Linked DNA regions of Homo sapiens: region 1 is linked to region 2. The links are chromatin loops, found by intact Hi-C in ENCODE. Cell type or tissue: CD4-positive, alpha-beta T cell. All regions are shown on one strand. Each heading gives the region's core, and the rest is flanking DNA. Links, peaks and the distances in the headings are about the cores only. Region 1 holds the start of MIR4526 (microRNA 4526). Region 2 overlaps LDLRAD4 (low density lipoprotein receptor class A domain containing 4).

Region 1 (12,464 bases), core at 2,207-10,206, 150 kb before region 2:
ACATAACCTTCCTGTGTCTGGGACACTCTGGCCTTGACCCTGTGTTTCTCAGGACCCTACCCCCACACACCATGTGACGTCTCCCAGGCTGAGTCCGGAGCCCCTACTTTGCCCCTCTTGACACGGGAGGCAGCTAAGTGGCTTAACTGGTACAAGGTGAATTGATGAGCGACTCAGCACCCCCAGGCTGAGAGAAGGGGCTGGGATGTGTGGCCCCGGTGGGCTCTGCCCAGCTGCATGGGTGTGTTCTCTGTGAGGACAGCCACTGCCAACAGGATAAGGCTGCACTGGCTGCAGAGTGCCCGAGTGCGCCTCCAGCAGCCCTGAGGGTCTGTGCAGGGGTCAGCCACCAGCCCAGGGATAAGCATGAAAGGAAGCAGAGAGACTCCGCTCAGGACAAAGGCAGTGAACACAGTGGTGAGGGCTGAACCCCGAAGTCGAAGACTGTGTTCCTAGGTAAACAAGCATGTCATACTTCCCATGGCCTGTGAGCAGAAATAAGGTCACATTTCTATTGTGACCTGAATAATGCCTTCTTTTACCAATGCTTGTTTTTATTTTGTGGTTAAATAGCGGAGTATTCACAAATTAAAGCATGCCCTAGGATTTCCAAATGTTTTCTTTACAAGAGAACTTCACTGCTTTATGGACATGGATATAGAGGAAAATCATGGTGACAGGGAAGGATCAGCACAAAGTCCTGCAATGAATCAACTCTTCCCTTGGAGGACACCTTTCTAGGTCATCTGTTCTTGACTATGGAAAGCTATGCAGACAAGCATTTGCAGCAAAGCAAATCAAATTATGTTTTCACAAGTCTCTGGGCATTTTTTACATATTTGTGTTTCATTTGAAAAGGATTTTTATTATAAAAATAATGAAAACTTCTTGAAAATTTAAATCATATAGAAGGAAACAGTGCAGTGTAAAGTCTCCCATCCCAACCCACAGCGCCCCTGACTCCACCAAGCCCCACTCCGTCCCGGGGGAAAGCCCAGGCCTCCGTTGCATGTGTGTGTGTTTGCTACAAAATAAAGCCTTTCCTTTTTTCAGTTATTGGAATCGATGTGCAAATATCTTGTTTGTGTCTTTTCACTTAATACATCACAGACCTCTTTAAACAAGAACACACGTGCACTGGCCTGTCTGTTACAGAGTACAAACATACTGGCATTTGCCTTCTCCAGCTGGTGGCTGTTCAGGTGGCTTGCTTTTTTTCTTTTTTCTCTTATGACCACAAAATTGCATGTGTATATGTGCAAGTGTGTGGCTGGCACACGTTTGTCAGTATACTTGTAGGAAAGACTCCTAAAAGTGACATTTCTGGACCCAGGGCATAATCACTTTTCATCCTCATGGCTACTGAGAACCTGCCTTTTGTAAAGGCTGCATTCGTTTAGGCTGTCCCAGGAAGAAGGCATGTTCCCCATGCCCTCATTCACCCTGGAGACTCGCCCTTTTAACTGGTGACAATCTGATGGCAAAAATATGTATCTCATTTTAATTTGTATTTCTCCAATTACTGGTAATTTCAGATCTTTCCCTATGGTTATGGTAATTTGTGTTTCTCTTTTTCATAATCATATTGGTGTATTTATAGTTTTCTCATTTATTTCTTATGTATTTATATGAAATCTTTACATATTATGGTTACACATCTTTGTCTGTTACATGTTGCAACTATTTCCCCTAGCCAGTCATTTCTTGAAACTTCACCATGAGTTTCTCTATAGATGCTATAAACTTTTATGCCATCAAATACTCTCTTTTTCCTTTATGGCCTCTAAACATCCTGTTTGATTGGGAAGGTCCTCTTTAATATTCTAAACATATTTTTTTCCTAAGATTTTTGGAGTTTGAATTTTATGTTAGATCTTTATTTGCTCTGGATTTTATTCCTCTTTTGGTCTGACACAGCACATGGAACATGTGATATTGACTGAAAGGTGTGCATCTTCTGAGCTAATATATCTGATTTTAAAATTCAGGCAAGGATAAGAAAGATCTCAGTTGTATGAAACAGTGCATGGAATTACTCTCTGTAAAACTAAACTCCAGGCCAGGCGTGCCTGGAATCTCAGCACTTTGGGAGACCAAGACGGGGGAATTGTTTAAGACCAGGAGTTCAAGATCAGCCTGGGCAATATAGCGAGACCCTGTCTCTTAAAAAAAAAAAAAAAGTAAAGGCCCCACCATCTTTCTTTTTAAGGGGACTGCTTTCTTATAAACCTGCCACACACAGGTACCGCCCTGCCCTGCTGGGACACCTGCACCATGCTGTTGCCCTGAGGCTCCAAATATGAGTCATGCCCAGCCGTGGCAGGTGCATCTACAGCACATGGATGAGCGTCGGCCCTGGGGGTTCACGGGCACCCTAGTGGCATGGTGCCTGGGGCAGGTCAAGTTCATGGGCATGCTCAGAGGCTGTGGGAGCAGGAACACTGTCCTCAGGAGCCTGCAAACCGAATCGAGTGGCCCCGTGGGGTGCCCTGGGGTGGCGGCAGCCTGATGAGGCCTGAGCCATGAAGGCACTCAGCCCTGGGCACAGGAGGCAGCTCTTCCTGCAGGCAACAAAGACCCAGGGATACCTGGGTCCCAGAGACCACCATCCTCACAGCCTGGTCATCTCACTGCAGCAGCTTGGTCCCTGGCTGCAGGTGACGGTGGCCGGTGGGTGCTCCCGAAGCCCTCCCCTGAGGGCGTCAGGGTCTGGTGCGGGGCCCACACACGCGGCAGAGCCTTGCTCTGGGGACTCTGGGCAAAACCCATCAGTGGAAACAGACCTCCTTCTCGTCTTTAAGTCACAGGAGCCAGAACACTAGCAACAGAAAAGATGAGCATTGTACTCTCTTCAGGGCCACAAAGCCTCCCCAGGCAGGGCCCAGGAGATCCTCAAAGTGAAAACTGCAGTCAACAGGTTCTTGGAAACGTGTGTGAGGATTCCCAGACCCTGAGCCCTGCATTGAGATGCCCTCTCCCTCCATGACCCCCTTTCAAGCTCACGAGGGGGTGTGTGGCAACCCCCCCCCCCCCACCTGTCCTCCCACACCCTCTCAGTCATTTTAAACAGGAGAATTCCACTAAACACCCACAGCCTGTTTTCACGTGGCAGGGCAGGGAGGTGGCTGTGGTGCGTGGAGCCCAGCATCCACAGAAAGGAAAGACACCTGGGGTTTGGGTTTCGTTTTTAGGGGTTGGGGAGGAGTGGGCTGGAAAGGGGAGGCTAAGAAGAAAATGAATTCTGGAAGAACTGTTAAAACAGAAAGTTTAGAAAAATAAAACCCGCAGGAATAGTAGCATTCTTAGAAAATTAATAGGATGCTTTGGGGCTTCCAAGATGCTACACGCCTAACACGGATTCTGAACACAGACCACTGGTTGAGTTTCCTTGTTCAACAGTAACAGATGTCCACAGAAGAGTGCTAGAAAGCAGGGCACGCAAGGAAAGAAGTTGAGGCCAAAGTCAAACGTTCACATCCCCCTTCTACGGCGCTGTAGTTCATGATGCTGTAACAGATGAGTCACTGCAATGGAAATACCGGATACTTTTTAATACATCTAGTCTAAAACTTACAGGAAGGCATCCTAGCACCTTCTTTTATTATTGTACAGCAGTGACAGTGACGACAGTGATGATGGCATCTCTCTATTTTTATGGAAACATCTCCAGGAAATCCCAAGCTGCACAGTGGAGAATTACAGGAACAGAAGAAGTGGTGTGAAGTCTGTCGGTCTCTTCCCTGGTTCAATGAGGAGCTGAACTGAATCATACTAGAGGCATGAGTGTCTGCGCTATTTTTAAAGAGCTCTGGGGAAGTGTGGTTGTCCCACCTTAGGCTCCTAATATAACACTCATTTCTATTTGTGGGATGGTTAACACCATCTTCCATTTGGTCTTTCCTCCACTAATATATTATCCTTCACTGAAGTCTTATTTCTACAGTTTAATTCTTTTTAAGCTCCAGATGTGTTATGTATGCCCTCAAAGACCCTATCATGGGTCAGGGGGCAAGGTCTGGGCCCCTCATGCGTTCCTCTCTTTCCCCAGGCCAAGTAAACACCTTGGCAGGAATCCAGAAAACGATCCACGCAGAACATTGCAATGTCACAGAAATGGCCGCCCACTGGCCACGAAGCCCTGGCCCCACCCTGCGAGGTCACTTCCTACCCTACCAACAGCAGCACCCCACCTCACTCCCCTACGTGCTGGCCTTTCCTGGAGCACCAAACCCAGGGCTGGCTGACCGCAGAGCCTTACCTCCAGGCAGCCCCTTCCCCTGCACGCCTCCTGCCCCACCGCTGGGACAGACACCCACCCTCCCACATGTTGGCTGGGCCTGCTTGGCTACTGCACAGTGAACTTGTCGCATTTCCTTCCTGTCTCTGTCCTCCTCAGCAGAGACGGGTGTGGTGATGAGATGACAGTCTTAGGGGTGTCTTACTCTTTATTTATGGCTCTGTGACACTTTTAAAGTGCTGAATGTTCCTAAAGGCTGGTAAATTCTTTCCAAGATCCTCCAGAGACCGGGCGGCGGTGGTGGCAGGAAGACGGGTGGGGGCAGGAGTTGGAATCTACTTAGACTATAATTGCCTCAAGTTTGTGAACTGTTAGTATAAAAATACTCTTGGAGATTTTAATGGTTGAATGAAGATTCACACTCATTAAACACCATGGTTGAGGGGGAAAATTCAGCCTGTGTTACAAGAATGACTTCACAGCTTGAAGTACAGAAGCAAAACAATAAGAGCTATCATCATACTGATTACATTATATATTTTGAATTTTATTTTCCTTGGAGGTGGGTTGGCTACTCTACTGTATAGTACAACAAGTAGAACGAAAGGGAAAAAAGCTACCCTACAGAAATACCCAGTTTTTGGCGTCACCTGCTGGCTTTATCTTCCTTTAAAAGCTCTTTCCTAAGCCCCGATGATGGGTTCACTACCTTTGGGGACTTCCTGTGCAGCTCTGAACCCTGTTGCAGCACTTATCACTGTCTTGGTGGTATCCATTCTCTGGTCTTCTTCCTCTACAGAGTGAGCCCTGGGTCAACGCCTTGTTCATCCACAGTGTCTCAGCAGGTAGTGTGTGCCTGGCACAAAGTTGGCATTCCCCATTTAGAAGCTGGTGGAGAAGCCCTAAGAACGAAGGGACCCCAACGGCCTGACCTGCTTCAACAGCATCCAGCACAGACACGTATTCTCCCAAACACTTCCTGATGACTTCAGTGGTGCTGGAGTTTTGCTAAAGGTTTTCATATTTTGCAACAATTATTCAAAAATTACTACTCTAAGAGGGTGTGATCTGTCACTGAGAAAAGAGCCTCCTGGTTACTCTGAGCTGCCTGTTTATAGCCATGTATTTATGTACAACATTTGCATGACAATAAAATGAGGAAACGGTCCCTATGATCTGTAGGTGGAGAGATGAACGTGGAGGGCAGGTGTGACCCAGGCGCGGCTACCTGATACCGGCCCAAGGCCAGGTGCCTTGGACGGCACGGGCAGGCGGGCAGCAGCCCGTGATGACTGGACGGACTAGGGAATCCCTCGAATGCAGACTCCACGAGCCCGTCCAGCTGGAGTGGCATCTCCTCACTTTATGAAAGCCCAAGCCTTCATCCACTACAATTACTTCTCACCACGCATTTTAGAATCTAGAGTTTCATGATCTCTTCAGAAAGAAATTTACCTAAATATGTTCTGATCAAAGATGACTGACAGGATTTTCTAAAAAATCAGCAGAGGAGTAAGAGCAATTATAAACCTTTTAAAAGTCTATCCCTCTGCCATGCTATAAATGGAAAAAAATACATACATAAGCCATAATTCCCCCTATAGGATTCATTTAAAATCCACCCTCACCTCCACCTCCACATTATTAATTTAGGAAAGTGCATCAGAAAAAAAACACAGCTGCACATGGAATGGAACCTTCATTTCCACAGGGGAGAGTGGTGGCTTCTGAGGCTCTCATCCCACAGCCAGTCTGTCTGTCTCTCACTTTCTTTGGCTCTCTATCTCTCAGAGTCACAGTTCTCCTTCCTAATAGCTCCTGTCACTACATGGATGACCTAAGAAAGTGTTCAATGAACCAGCCACATCCTGAGAAATACCTTTTCTTTAAAATGCAGTTTTCAGCTCATGAGGGTGAAGAAAAAGGAATTATTAACAAGTAGCAGAATTTCCAGGGGAGGTCTCAGCCTTATATACAGACATTTGAAAAAAACAAAACTCCAAAGCAACAAACTGTGTACTCATGCATAACACCTCCAACAGGAACAAACTAATTCCAGGCTTGAAAGAAGATGAAAAAGCCTGACATGCATCTTCCTAAAGGGAGTCCCACCCGGAAATGTTCTGAGTTGACAGACCCCTCTTAGGTAGAAAGAAACTTCTTGAGAAAGAGCTTCTCCTCTTCTCAGCTCTGTCCTCAGACCAAACTCCAAGAAGAACCACAGCAAACCCGAAAGAGCATGCATCATCCATAGCAGTTCTTGGGAAATGTACCTTTTTTTAAGAACAGGTCTTTGAACTGAGCCTCCTTCAGTGTGCTGTTGTTCAGGTGGTCACTGGACATAATCAGGTCCTCTGCAAGTGGGAGTCCAACTGTGACGCAGCCCCCCCACGTTCAAAGCATCCCTTCAGCTTCCGGCAATCTCCTCTCCAGGCAGCTCAGAGCTGCAGTTATAGCTGGCATGGGGTGTGGGAGAGTGTGTGAGCGTGGAGGGGGGGGGGGTGTGTTTCTGTCTGCCTCGTTCACTCTCTCTCTACTGTATCAGCAGGGCCCACCCCAGGTGCTAGACTCAAATGCTGTGGCTCCGACCGCAGACTGTGGCTACCAATTATCAACTGCCATCAACAGAAACCAGGAGCTCTGCGGCAGGAAGCCGGCCGTGTCACCGAGCAGAGAATAAGTCCGGGGTCTCCGATCCTGAGACCAGCTGTACACCCAGGGCACTACTGTTTACAGCAACGTCTATCAGTGAGCAGTCTGCACTTCTCAGGTTTGGCCTCACACCTGGACGTGTCACACACACAGGCAAGCAGAACGCAGCTAGACGGCTCATCTTGTCACACTGCGTTCAGTAATCTTTTCAACAGGCAAATATCAAACCAGTCCAGACAGAAAGGAGGAAATCTGCAAGTCTCACACAATACTCCTTCCCTTGATCTCTGCTGGAAGCTTTCAGTGTGGAAGGACCGGAGAGGGCGCTTACCAAGGCAGGACACGCGACAGGCGGGACGCTCACGTTAGGCTCGCGTGCTTCTCCCCTGCAGATCCGCTCCCAGAGCGTGCTCGCCCGGCTGGGAGCACCCACAGCGTCCCTCAGGCTGCGAGCCAGGCTGCGGGCTGTCCTCTTCTGGTGCTCCCTCTCCACATCCTCTAACTGATGGGAGCAGCTCCCAGCGGCTCTTGCCACCGAGCTCTGTACTGGCAAGGCGTGAGGTCCTAACCGCAGCAGGAAACACTGCGCGCTCCTTTCCCCCCGGCTCGCTCTTCCCTCTTGGCTCTCCCATTCATTCCCTCTCCCTCTGCCTCACATCATTATTCCCCATGTATGGTAGCACAAAAACACCACAGAGACTCCTTCAAAGTCAGGATGCTCAATGTTCCTAGGCAGTTTTAGTTTATAAGGATCAGAAATTAGAGAACAGAATCCCAGGCAATTCAAACATGAAAGCAGAGACATGTCTCAGGAGGGCGCTTTCTCCTGGTTCATTTTGTTCAAGCACAGTCTCTTTTCCCCGAGGTCTAAACAGTTTGTTTCATCTGAGTGTAAAACATCTCCCGTGCATTCGGATGCCCCCAGGCTGTGTGAAGAAAATTCAGGGCAGGCTGCGAGTCTGTCGCAGTTTTCAGAGAAAATCACGGGGTGGCCGTGGTGGAAAGGGCAGCCTGCCATGGTAACGCTGCAAATAACCCCCACCACAAGCACTGCCGGGAGCCCAGAATAGCCTTTGTTTTTCCTTATTTAGGGTAAATAGGAATGACATGTGGGCCATAACAATAGTTTTGGCTGTAGGAGGAGTTGTCAAAGCAAAACTAAACTCTGTTGGTTACTACCAGCGTTAGAAGCCAGGACAGTGACGTTAGCGGCCAGCCCTGCTGTCAGCCCAGCACGTCACCTGGGGCATGACAGCAGGGACTGGGCCCTGATGTCACCGCAGGGTCCTCCAGGTGGCTAGAAGACATCACTTTCTCATGTTCTCATTTTTGGGGGCAGGGGCAGAAAAGCAACAGAAGAACCACCCAGAAGAGTTTCCAGAAGCTTCACGTGGATAAAAGGAAACCAGAGAATTTCAGCAAGGAAAGTGACCATTTATTAATATACAGCCGCGAGGGAAATCCGGATGGTATGATTCTTCCTGAGCAATTTCCGAATTAAAAATGGAACTCCCCTCCCTGTGCCAGACTTTCCCTGACTTCTCAGAGTCACCCTGCTGGGTGAATGAAGAGGGAGTCACCCTCAGAAAGAGGCAGCTTCAGAAAGAATTAGAAGCTGCAGCCACTTCAAGCCGCCCCTCCCTGGCTACCAGCGCCCCTTGTCCCTGGAGCCCCGAGGCTCCTTGCCACCTGGGCCAGCACTTCCTGGTCAGGCTCAGTCACATGATAGGCTTGCCCTCAAGCCAGGGCCTTAGTGAGGAGCGCTGTAGGCCACTGTACCTGTCTGTTTCTTAAAATTAGGGCTTTGTGGGGCAGGCACGGTGGCTCAAGCCTGTAATCCTAGCACTTTCGGAGGCCGAGGTGGGCGGATCACCTGAGGTCAGGAGTTCAAGACCAGCCTGGTCAACATGGCGAAACCCGTCTCTACTAAAAATACAAAAATTAGCCAGGTGTGGTGGCACACGCCTGTGATCCCAGCTACTCAGGAGGCTGAGGCAGGAGAATTGCTTGCAACTGGGAGGTAGAAGTTGCCATGAGCCAAGATAGGGCCACTTCACTCCAGCCTGGGCGACAGAGTGAGACTCCGTCTCAAAAAAAAAAAAAAAAAAAAAAAAAAAAAAAAAAAAAAAATTAGGGCTTTGGTGAACTTCATGGAACTGGAAAAGTTCTTCTCTCCTTTGCTAATGAACATATTTGCATTTTGAAATGGTTATAAATAGCCCGCTCTGGGATTTAACATGGTGTAAAATGAATATTTCATATATAAAAAAAGAAAATCAACATTTTTTTCTTTCATTTAACGGCCATCAGCTATTCCCCAGTGTCTCAACACACTTACTGTGTTTGGCTAGCTTCCCTGTCACTGGGCATCTTGGCCATGGGAGCCAATCTTTTTCTTTTCTTTTTTCTTTTTTTGGATGCAGTCTTGCTGTGTCGCCCAGGCTAGAGTGCAGTGGCGAAATTTCTGATTACTGCAACCTCTGTCTCCCCGGTTCAAGTGATTCTCCCACCTCAGCTTCCCGAGTAGCTGGGATTACAGGCGTGCGCCAACATGCCGGGCTAATTTTTGTAATTTTTGTATTTTTAGTAGAGATGGGGTTTCACCATGTTGGCCAGGCTGTCCTGGAACTCCTGACTTCAAGCGACCCACCAGCTTCGGCTTCTCAGAGTTCTGGGATTACAGGTGTGAGCCACCACGCCCGGCCATGGAGCCGATCTTAATTAAGCTCCTTGCCCACTCAGTTTAATGTTCTCACAGTTCAACCTGTTTAAAAACCACTTTCAAAACTTTTGACTTTATGAATACAAGTTTACTTTGAAAACATTGCCCACACCTAACACACACACACACACACACACACACACGCACACACACACGCATAATGAGCGCTCCTGTGGGTGTCTGGGGACATGGTGTAGAGTCTGTCTTGGGATGTGTGGCTTAAACACAGGCACAGGGCCTCTCCCAGCGCCTCTGAGGGGCTGTCTGGGCGGATGTACTAGATAGTGCTCTTGAGTTTTGTTTTTATTCCTTTTAAGCACCACTTGAAGATGGTGCTTCAGAAAGGAAGTTCCGAGGTCAAGTCGTGACTCAGGGTTCATGCCCTGATACACAGCTCACCCTGGCTGCATGACAGCACGTCCATCACTGGGAATTTTAGCTGAGAGCTGCCAATATTTCTTTTCCCTTCATTCAGAGAAAATGGCAGCACACATAGCAGAAGGGCATGGGAGAGGGAAGTCTGTGGAACACACAAATATGAAAGTGTAAAAACATTTGCATTCGGCACTCTCTCCTCCCTCATCATCTTTACATCGCATCTTTCACGTAAGTACTCTGATGGCTATCACGTCTAATATGAGTTTTGTGCAGTCACCAACGCATCTCAGAGCTTAGGAGGCATCTGTGTGTGCAGCAGGGGCCTTGAAAATGGAGCAAGGCAGGGACACCAAAGACTTTCACAAGAGTTGTTGGTAGCAACAAGGACTTGAGATTCTAACGATATCTCTTCAAGGTTTCCTCTATAAAGGTCTTCAGTTCATTAATCCATCTGACAAATATTTACCTGAGCGTTTACAGTCCTTAGGAGGAAACGCACTGGACCTTCAGTGAAGTCCTACAGATAAGCGTTTCTGTGTGGCTGAGCTCGTCTCAGGTTCCATCTGCAGGTAGTTGCTTATTTAAGGAACCAAACGGGCTTTAAGGATCGGCTACCAGTTGAGACCTGCATAGGAGAAGCTAAGGTGGCTGGAACCTTGCTGTCCTGAATGGCCAAAAAGAGGCAGCCTAAGCCAGGGATTTGATTGGAGGTGATCAGCTGAGATTTCAGCTCTCATCCAGCCACTCCAAGTATGGTAAGTTAGTAGCTCAGCGGCTACTCAGAGCTCATTAGCTTCAGAAAAAAATTTCTGAGTGGTAAAGGGAGGCTCTGCTCGCCCAGAATCTGTAACTGTCATCTCTAAGCCCAGTTAGCATCTCACCCAGCCCAGGTCCCAGCCCCAGCTCTCACCCCCAGGGCTTCTCGGTATGCCCCGCTGCCTCCCCCTCCAGTTGCCTCCCCCTCCACAGCCTGCCCCACCGCGGGTGCTTCACTCACAACAGAAATTCTCGCAGATAAAGATCACTTGAAGAATTAGAAATAGTGATCGCCGTTCTAACTGGCGTGAGATGGTATCTCATTGTGGTTTTGATTTGCATTTCTCTAATGATGAGTGATGATGAGCTTTTTTTTTTTTTCATATGTTTGTTGGCTGCATAAATGTCTTCTTTTGAGAAGTGTCTGTTCATATTCTTCATCCACTTTTTGATGGGGTTGTTTTTTCTTTTACACTGTTGGTGGGAGTGTAAATTAGTTCAACCACTGTGGAAGACAGTGTGGCAATTCCTCAAGGATCTAGAACCAAAAATACCATTTGGCCCAGCAGTCCCATTACTGGGTATATACCCAAAGGATTATAAATCATTCTACTATAAAGACACATGCACACGTATGTTTATTGCAACATTATTTACAATAGCAAAGACTTGGAAAGAACCCGAACACCCATCAGTGATAGACCAGGTAAAGAAAATGTGGCACATATACACCATGGAATACTATGCAGCCATAAAAAAGAATGAGTTCATGTCCTTTGCACAGACATGGATGAAGCTGGAAACCATCATCCTCAGCAAACTAACACAGGAACAGAAAACCAAACACCACATGTTCTCACTCATAAGTGGGAGTTGAACAATGAGAACACATGGACACAAGGAGGGGAACATCACACAGTGGGGCCTGTTGGGGGCTGGGGGAGGCAAGGGGAGGAAGGGCAATAGGACAAATAACTAATGCATACAGGGCTTAAAACCTAGATAATGGGTTGAGAGGTGCAGCAAACCACTATGACACATGTATACCTATGTAACAAACCTGCACATACAGCACATGTATCCCAGAACTTAAAGTAAAATAAAATAATAAGAAAAAAAGAATTAGAAATACCTTTTCAATGGTTCTGCAGCATAAAGTTAGCATTTGTAAACATTCATAAAGGTTTACTGCTATATGCAAAGCACTTTCAAGCACTATATATCTCTTATATTCATGCCAACCCTGTGAGGCACATTTTTCTTGTTACCACTTTACAGATGGGGAAACTGAGGCTCAGAGAGGGTGAGTCTTTTGTCCAAGGGCAAACTGCTGGTGAGAGGCCAGCTAGGAGTTGGAGCCGGGATAGTCTGACTCTGACACTCCCATCCGGCCACCCACTCATTGTTTTGCTCAGTGGTAGCAAGCTCAGAATTAATTAGCCAACAGTCAACAAATGTAGCAACCACTGAAACTAACCAAAGGATGCCAGTGGACTGATGATGACTTACTTTGATTTTTTTAGCCTGATTACCCGATTTTTTGGGGCACTAAGAGGATGTGTTTACTTGCAAATCCATGTAAAAGATTCTACATCTCCACATGTTGCCATGAGGCTCTTGGAGCCATTTTATGTGTCTCGTCTGCCTGTTAATGCAGCTCTTGTTAAGAATCGATGGCTCTGCCCATTACAAATTCCCATTCTTTGAGGTTTACGACTA
Region 2 (12,464 bases), core at 2,795-10,794:
GCTGGGAGGTGGGCAGCGTCTTCCAGTGGTGAAGATGAAGTCACCCAAACGAAACCCTTCTGCCTACAATTAAGAGTGCAGTTTCTCTGCACAGAAGGTGGAAATCGTGTTTTTATGACCAGAGCTTCCTTCTTCCCATGACTTCCCCTTATAAGATTGTGTCTTCTCTGGGAACAATTAGATATTAATTATGCGGTAAATGCTTTTTATAGTGCCAAAGATTCTATATATGCCTGAAAGAAAATAAAATAAAACAAACAACACTGTTCTTCAAGAAAAATGGAGTCTCACCGGTGAGCAATTCTTATGAAACAGGAGAATTTGGCTTGGCAGAAGCCACGGGGCCATCCCAGGTACCACTGTGAGCTGCTCCATCCTGCCTCCGGCACCTCCTCTTCACCCGGCACCTCCTTGTGCCATCCCGAGGCCGTCATCCCTCCACCCTCCCCAGCTCCACGGAGCCCTCCAGTGCTCCAGGCCACTGACTCTCCGAGTGGGTCCCTGAACCAGCAGCATCAGCATTACTCTCTGCAAACTTGTCAGAAATGCAAATTCTCAGAACACCCCAGACCTTCTGAATCTCAGGACAGTGACCGGATGTACAAGAGTTGGAGAACCAGTGCCTGGGCCTTTTCTTCCCCTCTTCTCTCCATTACGAAAGAAAAACAATGCTACATCCCTTCCAGTGGGGAGCCCATGCGCACTGTGACACGCTGTGCTGTGTGCATTCCACCGCCACTTCTGCTCAGTGTCCCGACACAGCAGACAGTGAGAGCAGCAGGACAGGGCAAAGGTACAGCCAGTGCTCACGCTGCTGTGATCTACACACAGCCTCAGCCAGACCCAGCGCATGGGTCTAACTCTCAGGTATCTATTCAGACATGGTCTCACGGAGGGCCAGGCAGCCTTGGGGCCCAATCACAAGCCAGTTAGAAAGGCCACGGAGTACAACAATCACTGGTTAATGATGTCATAACACTTTGAGTGCTGCCTACTAATTATGACATCATTAACAATCTCCAGCACTTTGCAAAGAGATCCCCAAGTTTGCTCTTTCACCCACAGTAAAGACACTCCCACACTTTGTCTACAAACGAGCTTCTTTTCACCAGGGCAGCCTGGGCGTGGAGAGGTGAATGCAGCTGCAGTGGCCGGTGGAGAGGGAGAGGGCGGTTACCAGGGCCACAAAGACCCCTGCTAGGCATTGCGTCCTAACAGGGGTCTTTGTGGGCACTCTGCTTGCCCAAGACACTGGGGAGAAGTGGAAGTTGAGAGCAGGGCAGCGCATGGGGAGTGAGGTCAGTGCTGTGTGTGGCTGAGGAGGGTGGCTGGGATCTGGGGAAGCAGAACTGACCCCAGCAGACACCCTTGCACCCTCATCCAGGCCCATACCAGAGCAGGAAGGCGGGAGTGCCATGACCAGAGGGTCAGCGATCCACTTCCCGCAACACATCCCAGCATGTGCCTCTGACTGACAGTGACTGACTCACTAACTCAATCAACAAACATGCCTAGAGCTCATACTAGATGCCAGACAGGGGCAGGGTGACTTCCTACACATCTCACAGGGCTCAGGGCTCCAGGACATTGGCTATTTTGCTGTGGCAGACATGAATTACGTGCCACAAGGATGGTGGCCAAGTGCTGGGTTGGTGAGGTGCCGGCGGAAGGATGAGAATCCACATCTCAACCTGACAGTATGATTTTCTAACCATCCTTATACACACTTCCAAAGTGCTGAAAACTTTATTTCCTCATGAAACACAACCATTCATGAGAGATTAAACTTGCAGGTGAGAAAATACGCAGGAAACACTTATTTCTCTATGAAAATATGAGTCTGAAGAAAGTCAAGAGACTCTACAAACATTTCTGCAGCCCTCTATTGGAGATTTGCAAAGGTCTGCATGTGCACCCCTTTGGATGTCAAGGGCTTACTGAATACCATTTCCACACGGTCTATCGCTATGTCAAAGGGCAACTGCTCCACCATCATTTCTGATCCACAGACCTGTTAGATGTTAGTCTGGAGAAGGAGAAATAAAACTCAATGTTGTTAATTGCACTCCAAATAGTCCCACGATTTTTTCTAACTTTTTATTGTAGTAAAATATATATAACAAATGTTGCCACTTTAATCATTATTAGATTTATTTTTAGAGATGGAGTCTCACTATGTTGCCCAGGCCAGCCTCCAAATCCCTGGCTCAAAGAATCCTCCCTCTTCAGCCTCCCAGTAACTGAGACACAATTCAGTGGTGTTACTAACATTTGCACTGTTGTGCAACTGTCACCACCATCCATTTCCAAATCTCTTCCCTGAACACAAAACTCTGTAACCATCAAGCAGTAAAGTCTCAATTCTTCCCTCCTCCAAGCTCCTGGTAACCTCTAATCCACTTCCTGTCTCTCTGACCTTGTGTATGCTAGATATTTCATATAAGCAGTATCATATATTTGTCATATCTTATATTTTAGTCACTGGCTTATTCCACTTAGCATAATGTTTTCCAAGGTTCATCCAAACTTCATTCCTTTTTATGGCTGAGTAATATTTCATCACGTGTATATACCACATTTTTTATCTCTTCATCAGTTGATAGACTTGTAAGTTATTTCCACTCTCTGGCCATTGTGAATAATGCTGTAATGAACAGTGGGTACAAATATCTGTTCCGGTCCTTGTTTTCAATTATTTTGGTTGTACACCTGGGAGTGGAATTGTTGCATCATATGGTAATTGTATGTTTAACTTGTAGAGAAACCATCAAACTGTTTTCCATAGTAGCTGCATCGTTGTAAACTCCTATCAGTAATAAAAAGGGGTTCCAATTTCTCCACATCTTTGCCAATGCTTGTTATTTTCTGATTTTTAAAATCATAACCCCTCTGGTAGGTGTGAAGTGGTATCTCATTGTGGTTTTGATTTTCCTTTCTCAAATAACTAAGAATACTTGGTATGTTTTCATTTGTTTATTGGTCATTGCATATCTTCTTTGGATAAATGTCTATTTAAGCCCTTTGCCCATTTTTGTGTTTGGTTATTTGTCCTTTTGTTGTTGAGTCTTTTAGTAGTTCTTTTTTTATTATTATTATACTTTAAGTTTTAGGGTACATGTGCACAATGTGCAGGTTAGTTACATATGTATACACGTGCCATGTTGGTGTGCTGCACCCATTAACTCGTCATTTAACATTAGGTATATCTCCTAATGCTATCCCTCCCCCCTCCCCCCACCCCACAACAGGCCCCGGTGTGTGATGTTCCCCTTCCTGTGTCCATGTCTTCTCATTATTCAATTCCCACCTATGAGTGAGAACATGCAGTGTTTGGTTTTTTGTCCTTGCAATAGTTTGCTGAGAATGATGGTTTCCAGCTTCATCCATGTCCCTACAAAGGACATGAACTCATCATTTTTTATGGCTGTATAGTATTCCATGGTGTATATGTGCCACATTTTCTTAATCCAGTCTATCGTTGTTGGACATTTGGGTTGGTTCTAAGTCTTTGCTATTGTGAATAGTGCCGCAATAAACATACATGTGCATGTGTCTTTATAGCAGCATGATTTATATTCCTTTGGGTATACACCCAGTAATGGGATTGCTGGGTCAAATGGTATTTCTAGTTCTAGATCCTTGAGGAATCGCCACACTGACTTCCACAATGGTTGAACTAGTTTACAGTCCCACCAACAGTGTAAAAGTGTTCCTATTTCTCCACATCCTCTCCAGCACCTGTTGTTTCCTGACTTTTTAATGATCGCCATTCTGACTGGTGTGGGATGGTATCTCATTGGGGTTTTGATTTGCAGTCCTTTATATATTCTGAATAATAAGCCTTCATCAGATAAATGACTTGCAAATATTTTCTCCCATTTTGTAGGATGTCTTTTTACTCTCTTAATAATGTCTTTGGATGCACACAAGTCTTTCATTTTGATAAAGTCAAATTTATCTGTTTTTTTTTCTTTTGTTGTTCATACTTTGGGTGTTATAGCTAAGAATCCACTGCCATATCCAACATCATGAAAACTTACCCCTATGTTTTCTCCTACGAATTTTATGCTCTTGGCTCTTAAATGTAAGTCGTTGATACATTTCAAGCTAATTTTTGTACCTGATATGAGATAGGGTCCAACTCCCTTCTTTTGATGCAGGAACCCAGTTGCCCCAGCATCATTTGTTGAAAAGACTATTCTTTCCCATTAAATGGACTTGGAGCCCTTATCAAAAATCATCCAATCATCCAGCCATAGCTGTGTGGATGTCCGGACTCTCAGTTCTCTTCATAGGTCTATGCATCTATCCTGAAGTCCACGCCACACCGTGTTGATTACAGTACTTTTGTAAATTTTGAAACTGGGAAGTGTGAGTCCTCTGACTTTGTTCTTTCTCAAGAGTGTGTTGGCTGTAAGGTGTGCCTTGAAATTCTATATGAATCTTAAGATCAGCTTTTGCAAAAGTGAAAGGCTGTTAGAATTTTGATAGGGATTGTATTGCATCTGTAGATGGCTTTAGGTAGTATTTATGTGTTAGCTATACTAAGTCTTCTTACCCATGAATATGGAACGTCTTTCCATTTAATTAGGTATTCTTTAATTTCTTTCAGCAATATTTTGTATTGTTTTCAGTGTACAAATCTTTCTTCCTGGGTTAAATTTACTTCTAGGTATTTTATTCTTTTAGAGCTAATTTAAATGAAATGACTTTGTTAATTTCCTTTTCAGATTGTTCATGGCACATGTATAGAAACACACTTGATTTTTGCATGTTGATGTTGTTCCCAGCAATTCTGCTGAATTCATCTATTTGTTCTAGTAGCTTTCTTGTGGCATCTCGGAGATACTCTATACATAAGATCATGTCATTTTTGAACAGGGATAGTTTTCATTCTTTTCTTTGCAATTGGATGCCTTTTATTTCTTTTTCTTGTCTAGTTGCTCTGGCTAGAACCTGGAGTACAATGTTGAACAGCATTGGTAAAAGTGGGTATCCTCTCTTGTTCCTTGTCTTAGGGTTTAAAGCTTTCACCACTGAGTATGGTATTAGTAGGTTTTTCATAAATACCCTGCTATAGACTGAATGTTTGTGCCCCACTACAACTCACATGTTGAAACCTAATTACCAATGTGAGGATATTAGGAAGTGGAGCCTTCAGGAGGTGATTAGGTCATGAGGGCGGAGCCCTCATAAATGGGATTAGTGTCCTTATAAAAGAGATCCCAGAGAGCTGGCTGGCCCCTTCCACCATGTGAAGATATAACAAGAATGTTCCATCTATGAACCAGGAAACAGGCCCCCACCAGACACAGAATCTGGTGGTGCCCCGATCTCAGACTTCCGACCTCCAGAACAATGAGAAATAAACCTCTGTTGTTTACAGGCCACCTCGTATATGGTATTTTGTTAGAGGCACCCAGCTGGACGAGGACATGCCTTTTATCTTGTTGAAGAAGTTCCTTCTATTTCTAGGTTTTTGTGTGTTTTTATAATCAAAGAAGGTTAAGAGTTTGTCAAATGCCTTTTCTGTGTCTATTGAGAAGATCTCATTTTTTTTCTTTCATTCTATAAATGTGGTATATTATATTGTTTGATTTTCCTTTTTTTTTTTTTTTTGGTGAAACAAGGTCTCACTCTGTGACCCAGGCTGGAGTGCACTGGCATGATCACAGCTCACTGCAGCCTCAACCTCTTAGGCTCAGGTGATCCTCCCACCTCAGCCTCCCAAGTAGCTGGGACCAAAGGGACCCGCCACCACCCCCAGCTAATTTTGTATTTTTTGTAGAAACAGGCTTTTGCCATGTTGCCCAGGTTAGTCTTGAACTCCTGGGTTCAAATGATCTGCCCACCTCAGCCTCCCAAAGTGCTGGGATTACAGGCCTGAGCCACCGTGCCCAGGCCTGATTTTCTTATGTTGAACAATTCCATTATCCCTGAAAGAGACAACTAATTGCAAACTATGTGTTACTATATGAAAATTATGCTCGGAGCACCATTTTAAAGATTACTTCATTATTTCATTCAAGATATATTTATTTTGCACCCAGGCATTATTTTGAGCACCGAAGGCACAGCCTGGACTAAACAGTTATCTCTGCCCTCCTGGAGTAACACTCTGAGAGGAGAGACAGATAGTAAGTGAGACAGGTAAAATATATAGTTAGTGATAAGGAAAATAATATGGCAAAAAAGGGGGAGAGAGTATGAAGAGGCTGAGATTCTAGACAAGAGAGGCCTAACTTACAGCATTACGGTTTATACACATGTCCACAACTCAGCATTGCTTTCAAAATAGGAACACTTTATTAGTAAAGAGGAAGAAATTGCCTAAACAGACTCAGTGTCTTTCCCATAACAATCATCTGCCAAGCCGCAGGCCTAACCAGGAAATCCCATTTCCTTTTGGCGTTGTGTCCTCCACCAACAGATACAACCCTGATGCCAAATGTTGTATGGTTTGTAGGTGTTGTGAGCCAATGAGGGCATGCCCAGGGCCAAAGGCTGCCCTTTGGAATGAGGGCAAGGTCGTAGACTCCATCAAACAACAAATGCATCCTCCTCCAAAATCAAATGCTCAACACATGCAGCCTTTCGTATGCCCATCTCCCCTTTACTCATTTTCATGGCTGAAAATCATCAGGATGGGCATTTGTCCATAACTCCTACAGGTTAATTTCCTGACATGATATGAGCCTTTAAGAAGTTATAAAGGGTTACATCATCTTTTCATTTCTGACACCAATATACTAACAGAACTTGAACACAGCCATCTGACCTTCAGAATCAATGAAACACGCAGCCTGAGAATAAAGAGAGGGCGTGCTGTTTGGTAACCTGACTTCAACACCTAAGCAACCACTAAGTGTGCCTGAGCCGATGCACAGAAATAAAAGGAAAATAAAGTCAGATTTTAAAAGCCAGATGTTATGCAGGTTAAACACAACCTCATTTAAATTCCGAAATCACAAGATACTTACTAACAGCGATGGAGCCGTGAACAGAGCACTCCCTGGAGAGGCCCCCATTTAGCTCTGCGGCCTCGCGCCATCGTTTCCGGTGGGCAGCACCCCTCTTGGCTCGCTCCCTTCCTCCCGGCTCCTGCCACAGCAGACAGGAAGCACTGTGTGAGCAACAGGAAACCTGCACTTCCTTGTCTTGTGCACCGGCCAACCAATTAGCATGTCACCATGAGGGGCAGATGCACATGAATATGGAGCACGGAGCCTCATTTTTCTGTTCAGTCTGTCAAGCCATGAATTCACTCATCCCATTTTGTCCTAAAACCTTGGGGTGGGGGTGGGGGTGGGGGCTGAAGGGAAGGAGGGTTTCAAAAGCCCCATCTACAGCGATGTGAAAAAAAAAAAAAAAAAAGTCAGGCTCTGTCAGCCCTAAAGGGCATTTCTAAGAGCAATGGCACCATCTTTCCACATTCAGGTGCACTTCCCTGTGGAAGGTTCTAGACACACGGTGGCCCCTCAAATTATTCCCTGTGGCAGACAGTGGTATTGTCACATCTGCTATCCACTTGTGTAAAGAAAAAGGAAGACCTGATCTAAGAGTTTTGAGGCTGAAAGATATAGCAGGTATAACCAGATATTTAATATGAAAAACCCAAGTATCTAAATGAGATTATTAGTTGACATAAGCTCCGATAAAGGTACAGAAATGAAAATATGCAATGCCTAATTCTACTGATCAGATTAGAGCAATTTCTATAGAAAATTACTATTCTTTGCTCACAACACAGTTTAAAGCAATGTAAACACATCCCTATTGCTACTGTGCCCAAATACTTCTCTGCTGAGCTATTAGCCATCGTTTCATTTTATAAAAACCATAATAGAAAATGTGGCCAAACAGATAGATGGAGTGTTCCCAGCAATATGGAGAAACAGTTGTGTTTATGCAGAGATTAGTCTTTCAAATTGAGAGATCTCCAAAGCTCCATTTGTACTTGAAAGGCTTGTCTTTTTGTTACCCAGTAAATAGCTCATTCATATTCTACAAAGAAAACCCTCTAAATTGGGAGAAATAGCCATATTTAACATTAGGTAGGGAAATGGGGCTGAAAGCGAGAAAAGAAGTCTATTTCCCCCAGTTTCTTGGACTAGATTAAAGCTTTCCTTTATAATTTAAAACAGCCTCTGTTTTCTCCACATATAAGAGGCAGAAATTTCATGAAAGGCTGAGAAGTACTATCCATTAATGCAGAAATTATGCCAAAGAACAAGTTAAGAAACACATTTTTAAAAAGCAATCTTGGGTCCTTTTCTCTTATTCTGCAGTACATGTTTCTTAGCTGCTGCAGCTCCCTAAAGGCGGGGGTGGCTGTCAAGCTGGCCTGAAGTGTGGGTGACACACAGGTCCTCATGCAGGGCTCTTTCTGTGAAGCCCCAAGGTGCTATACGCTGTTGGGTGACTGCCCTGTCACCTGCCGTTAGTTACTCAGAATTAGAAATAAGTATCAGAATCGTGTGAATGAGGTGAACACTAGATGATGTAAATTAAAGCCATCCAAAGGCGTGATGTATTCCTTGCCATCTCAAAAAAATGACAATTTGGGAGATGAGAATATGTGTTAACAACTGTTTTTAAGCCTGTTTGAGCACAAAAATAACAGAATGGAGCTATAGTGTTAACTTAGGGCAACGAAGGGAATGCAGAGAAGGCATCCTGTTCCCTTCGTCAGGCAGGTGCCCTGGGATGCCGGTGGGTTTGCTCTTCTGAACCCCAGGCTCAGGGGGCTGCACACCTCCAGGGAGGCGGGTGGGCAGGCAGCATGGCCTCCAAAAGAGGTACAGGAAGGGAATAGAGAAAAGGAGAACTGGGGGACAGGGAGGGAGCCTGGCAGCTGGTTGTCACCCATCCCATAAGGCCAACCTTTAGGAGTCCAGGGGGGACATGGCCACACCCAGGAAGAGCTCCCATTCCCTAGGTGCACACACACATCACGTGTGATTCTAGAAACCCGGTGTGGCATCTTCAGGGGTCACCAATTGTTTCGTGGAGATTCTTGGTCTCGGGCCCCCCAGCGGGACCACAGGTAGGAAAATGCTCTGCTTGCCCTGTAAGCCATCCCTGGCTGCTGCCCCTGGCAGTCGGGATCTGCCTTCAGCTTGCCCTAGAGAGCCCTGCAAAGGCCACCACAGCATGGCCACAGGTGTGTGAGGCTTCCAGGAACATCTCCGCGTGAGAGTATACTATCCTCACCGAGTCTAGGCCACGAGCTGCCCCCCACTGGAAAGGCTGAACCTCTCTGGCTACATTGTTGTAGAAAAGCTCCCAGGCGGGGCTCTGCTCAGGCTCTCTGCATTTCTGGGAGACATCCTTGCTGTCCCTGCTCCGCCCGTGACAGCCACCATGACTGAGCCCACACTGGCCTCCTGGACTCCCACCTTCCGCATTGATATACGCCTTTCTTGGGCGCTCTTCAAGGCTTGGCATAGAAGAATTTGTATCAGTTAAGGGAAGAAGATAAATGCTAATTCTGTAGCTCCCAGATTTCTTTTTTGGAATCATTAAAATCCAAAAAAATTAGTTCCAACTGCTTATTGAACAGTGCCTGTCTCACAGCCCTATGTAGAAGTCACCTCTCTTAGACCAAAGTTGGTATCTCATCCTGAAAACCAGCCCCCTACCTGGCTGTGTGGTCTGGAGAGTCACATTACCATGCACCCTGGCTTGACACCTGGATGCATCCCTGGCCCGTCCCCCTGTGGCCCCCAGTCTAGCGGTCAGCCTGCTCGTCTCAGCTCAGAGTAACTGCATGGACCCCTTGCTTCCCGGCCTTACTCCCACGGCCCTAGTCAGAACTGTTGCACACCTGGCCCCTGGTAACAGTGTTCTTTCTGTCCAGTGTAACCACAGTTGACAACACCACCTGCTTTTTTGAGGCCAGTGAAGAAGTCCACAAGTGCCTGCCTTGGTTCTGCTGTGCTTGCAGCTGTCACGGGATCTGAAGCCAGCCCACTGCTTTCACAGAATGAAGCTCCAGCTCATCCACCCAGGCAAGCAGTGACCCCATGAGGCAGGAGAATAGGATCTGGAGGAAGGGAACCTAAGGCCGATTCACACCGACTTCCTAGAACTAAATCAAAAGGAAAACCCCAACTTTCCATGCCCAAGTAACACAAGGACCAGAGGCTACTCCCTTGCAACCCTGCCCCCTCCCACTTTTTCTGTGTGGCAGATGAAAAATTGAAAGTACCTCTGACTGGACCCCTCCCACAACCAATCAGGCTGGTCAGGGGCCAAGTCTTGCATAGGAGTATAACTTTGTAACTTCACTTTAGCCTCTGATTGGTCACTTTCTGCAACCAATCAGACATTTGCATAGGGTGTAACTTTGTAACTTTGCTTCAGCCTCTGATTGGCCCCTTCCTGCAACCAATCAGACTGATCAAAGGCCACTAGTTAATTTACATAGGGTGTACACCAAGTAACCAATGGGAAACCGCTAGAGAGTCTTTAAAGCGGAGAAAATTCTGTAACCGGGCTCAGGAGCCGCTTGCTAGGGCATGCTACCACCCTGTGGAGTGTACTTTCGTTTTCAATAAATCTCTGCTTTTGTTGCTTTATTCTTTCCTTGCTTTGTTTGTGTGTTTTGTCTGATTATTTGTTCAAGATGCCAAGGACCAGGACACCCTCAACCAGTAACACACACTCTCCTTCTTCAATGACGTTTGTGTTCCTAGAATCCATTTTCCTCAGTCAGGTACGTGTCCCCATCCCCACGTCTTCCTCGCTCTTCTTGACCTTTGTTTACTATGTCCTCCTACTTCCCCCTGGTTCCCCCAGACTCTCAAAACCCATGCAGTCCCCAAGGCTATCGGTCCTCCTCAGGCCCTGGCCACGAAGACCCCTGCCTACCGATCTTCTGTACTAGCCCAGCACGCGTGGACACATTCATCTGCACGACAGACATCATGGGGCACCTTCTGTGAGCAGGCGCTGGGGAGACAAGGCCAGCCCGCCTCAGTTCCCACGGTACTCAAGAGACAGCAAGCCAGGCCACCCCAGCATGGTGAGGTGGGCACTGTGTTCACCAACAATAAAGGCGGACAAAGGTTGGTGCAGTGGGGGCTGCAGAAGGGCCCCGGCCATGCAGACGGCAGCATGGCAGGCTGTTCCAGGCACACAGAGGGCGGCATGGCAGGCAGTTCCAGGCAGAGCTGCCTACTACACCCCAGTGGGCTGATTCATTTGGTGTTGGAAGAAAAGGGGAGAACAATTTTATTTTTATTTTGCTCTTCAGCAAAATCTATAATTTTGTGTTTATCTTAGGAAGTTTATAATAGTATATGTATATAATATTAAAATAATTAAATACACATATAATAGGGATTATCCCCAAAATATTTTACCAAAGAGAGACACATGTTCCAAAAACTCAGGAGGTATGAACTGTCTGCCTTAAATACCCTCATCACTAATTGTCCTTTTTTGGTCTCTCTCAACAGCACTACCTTCTCATCAGATATGAAGAATTTTCTTTTTCTTTACTCAGCACCAAATCTCTTAGAAAATACAAAACAGACACATGGCTTCGTCAGATGACATGGGTCCACTCTAATGGACTGCTCTAAAACTATCAGTTAAGGACGGGTGCATGGCTCATGCCTGTAATCCCAGCACTTTGGGAGGCTGAGGCAGGAGGACTGCTTGTGCCCGGAGTTCCAGCTCAGCCTGGGCAAAACGGTGAGACCCCATCTCTACAAAAAACACAAAAATTAGCCAGGCATGGTGGCGTGTGCCTGTAGTTCCAGCTACTCAGGAGGCTGAGACAGAAGGATCCCTTGAGCCCAGAAGTTCAAAGATGCAGTGAATTGTGATAGCGCCACTGCACTCAAGCCTAGGCAAGAGAGTGAGGCCCTGTCTCTTAAAAAAAACAAAATAAAAGCTATGAATTTAGGAAAATAATGTTCATTAACTACTAGTTTCAAACATGTCCCTATTCTTATAATATACTGTATCCTTGCAAAGCACCTCTCCTTTGTGTTCCTCTTCAAAAGGAAGCTGGAGAAACTGCAGTGAAATGACAATGACCATGGCGTGACGACGTGGGGGCAGTGGCCCTGGCTCCAGCTCAGTCACTGGCTGTGGAACATTAACCATGTGACAGGGCTGGAGCCAGGGTATGACCTTGAGCGGAAACTTAGGGTATGCTTACCTTGAGTTTATGCACCTCTAACGATGAGACTAGGCTACGATTCATATACTTGCTGCTGATGTAAATATCCTGCACGTGCTCCTTAAAGCGCAAGCACTGCCTGAGAAAATGTAGACCTGGAAGGGTTTTCTTCTTTTTATTTAAGCAATATCTTTCTATAGACAAAGCCATATGTATCTCTTCCCTATTGCTGCTATAACAAGCTATACAAACTCAGTGGCTTAAAACACCGAATTTGACCGGGTGCGGTGGCTCACAGCTGTAATCCCAGCACTTTGGGAGGCTGAGGTGG

Evidence for each region. Hi-C counts contacts between places; a loop is a spot of excess contacts. Peaks named below come from ENCODE experiments on the same cell type or tissue, not always from the same donor. Only the 100,000 strongest peaks of a DNase experiment are listed, where the experiment ranks them.
Region 1: it touches region 2 in a loop (2.3-fold over the local background); 13 of 110 quality-filtered maps call a loop at or near these places.

The regions. Positions count from the first base shown.
Region 1 is chr18:13,606,821-13,619,284 of GRCh38, reverse strand. The region is part of intron 4 of LDLRAD4 (low density lipoprotein receptor class A domain containing 4); the gene reads right to left. MIR4526 (microRNA 4526) reads right to left here and starts at 8,171; the gene lies at 8,085-8,171. RefSeq lists enhancers at 2,775-2,824, 2,446-2,947, 3,885-3,954, 3,985-4,034, 4,974-5,491 and 3 more. In CD4-positive, alpha-beta T cell, for the core only: no CTCF peak of the experiment used is centred there; DNase peaks (open chromatin) are centred at 3,514, 6,834, 8,104, 9,814 and 2 weaker places; H3K4me3 peaks cover 2,926 bases; H3K27ac peaks cover 2,022 bases.
Region 2 is chr18:13,459,628-13,472,091 of GRCh38, reverse strand. The region is part of intron 4 of LDLRAD4 (low density lipoprotein receptor class A domain containing 4); the gene reads right to left. It overlaps MIR5190 (microRNA 5190), which reads right to left and starts at 12,145; the gene lies at 12,066-12,145. It overlaps LDLRAD4-AS3 (LDLRAD4 antisense RNA 3), which reads left to right and starts at 1,074. Exons shown (of 2, transcript XR_007066301.1): 1 at 1,074-1,298; 2 at 1,794-2,065. RefSeq lists an enhancer at 10,188-10,482. In CD4-positive, alpha-beta T cell, for the core only: CTCF peaks have their summits at 7,233 and 7,435; a DNase peak (open chromatin) is centred at 7,121; H3K4me3 peaks cover 1,758 bases; H3K27ac peaks cover 3,343 bases.